Regions from separate parts of the Mus musculus genome. Here region 2 is linked to region 1. The links are chromatin loops, found by intact Hi-C in ENCODE. Cell type or tissue: left cerebral cortex. All regions are shown on one strand. Links, peaks and the distances in the headings refer to the core of each region. The heading gives the core; the rest is flanking DNA.

Region 1 (3,893 bases), core at 698-3,197:
TAGAGACACACCAGAGTGTTCTACGAACAGAGGCGGAGATATATCTCTATATTTTTCTCCTCCCAATAGGCTCTCGGCGCAAATGCTGATCAGGCTGTGGCTTTCTTGATTTTGGGGGAGAACCCTCTCCGAGGAAGAGAGGGAGGAGCTTGGTAGGGGGAGGAAACTACAAATCGGGACACTTTTTTTTCCTCTGCATTTCCTCCCCTCCCTCTGGCTGCTCGGAAAGAAGAGAGAAAAAGAAGAGGGAGAGAGAAAAAAAGACTTGGCTCGGAGATGCAGTCCGCTGCCGCCGCCGCCTAAACCAGCAAGGCAAGATTAGATCTTTAAATGCAGCAATACACTGCCTGAAAGCCGAGCATCCTGCATAGCGAGCAGACATTTCTCCGTGTGCCAGGGCAGCCTCAAATATACATATGTATCTGTGACTCTTTCTTCGTCCCTATTCATTCCCATCAATCGCATCACCGAATAAGAGTAACTAAAGGATTCCACTTTCTGATCTGCCTGGAGACACACCTCCCGAAGCCCTCCCCCACCGGATTTGAAGAGTATTCTGTAGGCTGCCGGAGGGAGTGGATTTTGCAGCGCCTAGCGGGAGTGAGGAAAACCAAGCAATTCTTCAGCTCATTATCATCTCTTCCAGACTCCGATTTCCTTTTTATCGCCAGCCTCATCACGCAAGTTTGAACCTCCCGAAGTCCAGGCGGGAGAGACAAAGCCTTTAGCTTGCCTTCAGCCGCAGGGAGTCGCCGCCTGGCTCCGAGCTGCTGCAGCTTCGCTGCGCGGCTGCATCTCTCCCAGTGCGAATGCTGTAGATCAACAGGTTCGGGCAACTTGAGCGGAATAAGGAGAGACTGCCTGGTGCCGCAGCCCGGGTGCGGAGGGAAGGAAAGACTCGCAGACTTGTGGCTCGCTCCGAGCTCGTACGCTCCGCCCCGGTTCCAGACTGGCGCGCACCCACCAGCTAGCACCTCCAGTCCGGCTGCTCCTGTTCCCACCCCACCGGTCTGGGATGTACCTTTCCATCTGTTGCTGCTTCCTTTTGTGGGCCCCTGCCCTGACACTCAAAAACCTCAATTACTCAGTGCCAGAGGAGCAAGGGGCCGGCACGGTGATTGGCAACATCGGCAAGGATGCCCGACTGCAGCCCGGGCTTCCGCCGGCTGAGCGCGGCAGCGGCAGCGGGAGGAGCAAGTCTGGCAGTTACCGGGTGCTGGAGAACTCCGCACCGCATCTGCTGGACGTGGACGCCGACAGCGGGCTCCTCTACACCAAACAGCGCATCGACCGTGAGTCCTTATGCCGCCACAATGCCAAGTGCCAGCTCTCCCTAGAGGTTTTCGCTAACGACAAGGAGATTTGCATGATCAAGGTAGAGATCCAGGACATCAACGACAACGCTCCCTCTTTCCCCTCGGATCAGATAGAAATGGACATCTCAGAGAACGCGGCACCCGGCACCCGCTTCCCCCTCACGAGCGCACACGACCCAGACGCTGGCGAGAACGGGCTCCGCACCTATCTGCTCACCCGCGATGATCATGGCCTCTTTGCCCTGGACGTCAAGTCCCGCGGCGACGGCACCAAGTTCCCAGAGCTGGTCATCCAAAAGGCACTGGACCGCGAGCTGCAGAACCACCACACTCTGGTGCTGACCGCCCTAGATGGCGGGGAGCCTCCACGCTCCGCCACCGTACAGATCAATGTGAAGGTGATCGATTCCAATGACAACAGTCCAGTCTTCGAGGCTCCGTCATACTTGGTGGAACTGCCCGAGAACGCTCCACTGGGTACCGTGGTCATTGATTTGAACGCCACTGATGCTGATGAAGGTCCCAACGGAGAAGTCCTCTACTCCTTCAGCAGCTATGTGCCCGACCGCGTGCGGGAGCTCTTCTCCATCGATCCTAAAACTGGCCTGATCCGCGTTAAGGGCAACCTGGACTATGAGGAGAACGGCATGTTGGAGATCGACGTGCAGGCCAGAGACCTAGGACCTAACCCAATCCCAGCCCACTGCAAGGTCACAGTCAAGCTTATCGACCGGAACGATAACGCGCCGTCCATTGGTTTCGTCTCCGTGCGCCAGGGGGCGCTGAGTGAGGCCGCCCCGCCCGGCACAGTCATCGCCCTAGTGCGGGTCACTGACCGGGACTCAGGCAAGAATGGGCAGCTTCAGTGTCGGGTTCTAGGTGGAGGAGGGACTGGAGGTGGCCTGGGGGGTCCCGGTTCCGTCCCCTTCAAGCTTGAAGAGAACTATGACAACTTCTATACCGTGGTGACTGACCGTCCACTGGACCGTGAGACACAAGACGAGTACAATGTGACCATTGTGGCCCGGGACGGGGGCTCCCCTCCACTTAACTCCACCAAGTCCTTCGCCGTCAAGATTCTGGATGAGAATGACAATCCGCCTCGGTTCACCAAAGGACTTTACGTGCTCCAAGTACACGAGAACAACATTCCAGGAGAATACCTCGGGTCAGTGCTAGCCCAGGATCCCGACCTGGGCCAAAATGGGACAGTGTCATACTCCATTCTTCCTTCACACATCGGCGACGTGTCTATTTACACCTATGTGTCCGTGAACCCCACTAACGGGGCCATATATGCCCTACGCTCCTTTAACTATGAACAAACGAAGGCTTTTGAATTCAAAGTACTGGCTAAGGACTCAGGGGCGCCAGCGCACTTGGAGAGCAACGCCACGGTGAGGGTGACGGTTTTAGACGTGAACGACAACGCTCCAGTGATTGTGCTTCCCACGCTACAGAATGACACAGCTGAGCTGCAGGTCCCGCGCAATGCTGGCCTGGGGTACCTGGTAAGCACCGTGCGCGCCCTGGACAGCGACTTTGGAGAGAGCGGGCGCCTCACCTATGAGATCGTGGATGGCAACGATGACCACCTGTTTGAGATCGATCCGTCCAGCGGCGAGATCCGCACGCTGCACCCCTTCTGGGAGGATGTGACCCCAGTGGTGGAGCTTGTGGTGAAGGTGACCGATCATGGCAAGCCCACCCTTTCCGCTGTGGCCAAACTTATCATCCGCTCAGTGAGCGGCTCCCTGCCTGAAGGGGTACCGCGAGTGAATGGCGAGCAGCACCACTGGGACATGTCCCTGCCTCTCATAGTGACACTGAGCACGATTTCTATCATCCTCCTAGCGGCCATGATCACCATCGCTGTCAAGTGTAAACGGGAAAACAAGGAGATTCGCACTTACAACTGCCGCATCGCCGAGTACAGCCACCCTCAGCTAGGCGGGGGGAAGGGCAAGAAGAAGAAAATCAACAAAAACGATATCATGCTGGTGCAGAGCGAGGTGGAGGAGAGGAACGCCATGAACGTCATGAACGTGGTGAGCAGTCCCTCCCTGGCCACCTCCCCTATGTACTTCGACTACCAAACCCGCCTGCCCCTCAGCTCGCCCCGGTCAGAGGTGATGTATCTTAAGCCAGCCTCCAACAACCTGACTGTCCCGCAGGGGCACGCAGGCTGCCACACCAGCTTCACCGGACAAGGGACTAATTCGAGCGAGACCCCTGCCACTCGGATGTCCATAATTCAGGTAGGAGACTTTTAGAGTAAAGGGGACTTCACATAAAAGCTTTTGCTGTGCTGTCCTGAGACCTTTGGATAAGGGAAAGCCAGATGGCCAGCAATCATGTGTGTGGGGTAGGCAATAGTTAACTCAAAATGGTTCACATCTTTGACCCTGTGTGAATACCATTGGCTATTCAGAATCCCTCCCGGGTAAAAATAGCTAAAACACATGCCATACCTCTGCTGCATTTTTTCAAATTTATTTTTACACATTTTCAAATGGTAACAACAGTCAATAGTTAAACTTTATTCTATCTGCAGGACTATATTTCTTTCCATAACAG
Region 2 (3,893 bases), core at 503-3,002, 1.5 Mb after region 1:
ACAAAAGAACTCAAATGAAATGTACTCACTGATAAGTGGATATTAACCCAGAAACTTAGTATAGCGAGATATAAGGTACAATAAGTAAAACATATGAAACTGAAGAAGAACGAAGACCAAAGTGTGGACACTTTGCTCATTCTTAGAATTGGAAACAATCACCCATGGAAGGAGTTACAGAGACAAAGTTTGGAGCTGAGACAAAAGGATGGTCCATCTAGAGATTGCCATATCCAGGGATCCATCCCATAATTAGCCTCCAAGCGATGACACCATTGCATACACTAGCAAGCCTTTGTTGCAAGGACGGTGGTATAGCTGTCCCTTGTGAGACTAGGCCGGGGCCTAGCAAACACAGAAGTGGATGCTCACAGTCAACTATTGGATGGATCACAGGGCCCCCAATGGAGGAGCTAGAGAAAGTATCCAAGGAGCTAAAGAGATCTGCAACCCTATCGGAGGAACAACATTATGAACTAACCAGTACCCCAGAGCTCTTGACTCTAGCTGCATTTGTATCAAAAGATGACCTAGTCGGCCATCACTGGAAAGAGAGGCCCATTGGTCAGGCAAATGTTATATGCCCCAGTACAGGGGAATGCCAGGGCCAAAAAATGGGAATGGGTGGGTAGGGGAGTGGGGGGGGGGACTTTTGGGATAGCATTGGAAATATAATTGAAGAAAATACGTAATAAAAAATTTTTTTAAAAAGTGGCTCAACATAGCCATGGTATTGTTCTTCAGAGAATTAAAATGTCCTGTAGAAATTAGAATGTTTACAGGAAATGCTTTATTCTTACCCAAGAATTGTGCAAGATCCTCATTGATTGTTCTGAAGTGTACTTCTTTGCAGCAATCTATTTTCACTGATCCATAATTAAGGCCTCTCCAGGCATGAATAAATATGTAAGAGAGATTGAAATTTGCCATTATTTAAAATGTTATTTACTTCTGCATTTTAATGAATAGGAAGTGATCTGTAAAACGTTTGCTTAGTAAGGCTGACAGAGATTGGAAGTTGACAGTGAACATCAAGACTTCTTTGAGCAAATGTACCATAGAGATTTTTGGTCTTCAGAGCCAAGCATGCTTTCTGAGTTTCAAATTATTTGAGTTACGTTTAATTCCATTAGAAATAAAGCATGAGACAGTAAAAATGGATATATCTGAGAAATGCCATCCTTCTTAATTCATTGTCTTAGAGAATCTTTGAGAGAAATAGCAAGGGCTGTCAAATACTGCCTATCCAATGGACCATATTAGATTTATACTGTGATGCATGCTCATGTTGAAGGCAGGGCTATATTACTAAAGCATACAATAGACTTAAATACAGAAGACAATTCTGGCCACATTTTTGCCATAAGTAATAAATCCATGAGGTGGCTTTTCCTTTCAGTTTTCATAAAGAACCAAATGTGTCTTACTAAAGTGTTTAGCGGAAACAAACAACAGATCAATCATATAGTTTAATAATACAGAAATGCTCACAGGATAGATTGAATCTACAATGGGAAAGAAAAGATATTTGACCATGAAATATTTGAATCCTTACTACTGCAATGCTGATACATTAGTGAATATAAGTTCAAGTTAAATAACTCTATTGTAAGTACATATTTGTATATTGTATTTTTTGTCTGACAAAGTAATCATGTTTTAAGGCTTCATACACTTATTTTCAGGTAATTATTGATAAATAGATTTTTCTACAAGTAAAGGTTTTGGTAATTAAACCTCTAGGTAAATAAATAAATATTAAATTTATTCTGCACACAATGGCTCAGTCAGCTTTTGGGATAATAAAACAATAGAAATCATTTTGAAAATTTCATTAAAAGTGGAGAGATGTAACATAAAAACCAAGGAATAAAAAGTCAATTAAAAACAAATCACAGAAGTTTTATGGCATAAAGCAAATTTTAGTAAATAAAATTATACAAAATGAATAGAATATACAAAACTTTTTGAATGTTTATTTGTTATTCATAATAGTCTTTAATATAAACTTTATTATCTTTATTTTGTATGAATTCAGTTTTTCTTTACTATAACCTTAGAGGTAATAAGACACTGCAGAATTAAATTTCTAAAATAATAAATTTTTATTACATGTAACTTTGAAGCTATTTATGGACAAGTATATGACTACATTAAAAAAAATCTATTGTAACACTGAATCCTAAAGTACTTTCACATAAGATAGAACCATCCATTTGAAAGCTTATTATTAAAAAAATTGGAACTTTGAAAAGATAAATGTGTTGCCGAGCATGGTGGCACACGCCTTTAATCCCAGCACTTGGGAGGCAGATTCAGGCAGATTTCTGAGTTCAAGGCCAGCCTGGTCTACAAAGTGAGTTCCAGGACAGCCAGGGATACAGAGAGAAACCCTGTCTCAAAAAAACAAAAAACAAAAAAAGAAAAAAAAAAAGACAAGATAAATGTGGAATGATTGTAGTATGGAACAGACTTATTCTGTGTTTTACCAAATAGCTGAATAATTATCTATAGGAATTAGTCAAAGGAGAATAAATGTGAGCTCAGGTGTTCCATATTTTATTTCCTAAAAAGCCTAGCTACCCTGTACTAGAAATTTTCAGATCCTAATCACTTAGAAAACAGACTTCTCAATTTTCATATCTTAATCTAGAATCCCATTTCCTCCATAGGAATTGATACATTCAACCTTAGGAACCAACCTTAGTAGACAGCTGAGTATTCGATGAGAGAAAACCTAAAAGGCACTTAACATAGTAGGCTGTTTCTGTATAGTATAAAGTAATATTAATAACTTTTAAAAATGTTATCATTTTTTCCACAAACAAGTGCTCATCTACTTTTAGGAATTTCAAAGTCAAGAATGGTGCATCAGGAAAGGAAACAGCATCTAAAATATAAGGAAAAAATTTTAACAGACCCCACTTTCATTAAGTTACTTACAGATCTTAAATGAAATTCCAAGTCATTTGATTGTGGCCTGATGCATATTAAGCCAGATACTGTGGAAAGAGACCAAGCACATGCCTTCTCCTCTGAATGCCTAAGCAGGTTTCATCTGAGCTTCCAAGACAGCTCATGGTTGGTCATCATTCATATCCTACATTTGAGTTGGGCTTCTCTTTGTCATTCAAAATTTTGTTGTTAGTTTTCCACCAACGGCTAAGACATTATTTACTTCATATGTTGCACTATTAAAGCATAGCCTTGTGTCAAGCAATTGCTCTATATTTTAGTATAGAAAACTCTACAAATGAGTTTTAGTATTAGGATGAGAGCACACATCTGAAAACTTATTGTTCTAGTAAGCAGGCCAGTTTTAGCTATACTACTTTTCATGACAATCATTTGAAAAAGTTATAGAGATCACAGAATCTAAACACCACAAGCTAGCCTTTGTTGCCCTCAGTGTACTCAGTTATTAAAAAGAATGAATTTATGAAATTCCTAGGCAAATGGATGGACCTGGAGGGCATCATCCTGAGTGAAGTAACACAATCACAAAGGAACTCTCACAATATGTATTCACTGATAAGTGGATATTAGCCCAGAAACTTAGGATACCCAAGATATAAGATACAATTTGCTAAACGCATGAAATTCAAGAAGAACAAAGACCAAAGTGTGGACACTTTGCCCCTTCTTAGAAATGGGAACAAAACACCCATGGAAGGAGTTACAGAGACAAAATTTGGAGCTGTGATGAAAGGATGGACCATCTAGTGATTGCCATATGCAGGGATCCATCCCATAATCAGCTTTCAAATGCTGACACCATTGCATACACTAGCAAGATTTTGCTGAAAGGACCCAGATATAGCTGTCTCTTGTGAGACTATGCCGGGGCCTAGCAAATACAGAAGTAGATGCTCACAGTCAGCTATTGGATGGAT

The links. A loop is a pair of places that touch in the nucleus more often than their neighbours do. Peaks named below come from ENCODE experiments on the same cell type or tissue, not always from the same donor. Only the 100,000 strongest peaks of a DNase experiment are listed, where the experiment ranks them.
Region 2: it touches region 1 in a loop (8-fold over the local background); 7 of 42 quality-filtered maps call a loop at or near these places.

What each region holds. Positions count from the first base shown.
Region 1 is chr14:84,445,080-84,448,972 of GRCm38, forward strand. It overlaps Pcdh17 (protocadherin 17), which reads left to right. Exons shown (of 4, transcript NM_001013753.2): 1 at 1-3,574. The coding sequence starts at 1,016. Among named protein-coding and RNA genes, the nearest start is that of Pcdh17, 3.5 kb to the left of the region's middle. In left cerebral cortex, for the core only: CTCF peaks have their summits at 2,087 (motif pointing right) and 3,167; DNase peaks (open chromatin) are centred at 883, 1,671, 1,997, 2,399 and 1 more place; H3K4me3 peaks cover 2,500 bases; H3K27ac peaks cover 1,893 bases.
Region 2 is chr14:85,900,831-85,904,723 of GRCm38, forward strand. No RefSeq gene overlaps it. Among named protein-coding and RNA genes, the nearest start is that of Gm32729, 270 kb to the right of the region's middle. In left cerebral cortex, for the core only: no CTCF peak of the experiment used is centred there; no DNase peak of the experiment used is centred there.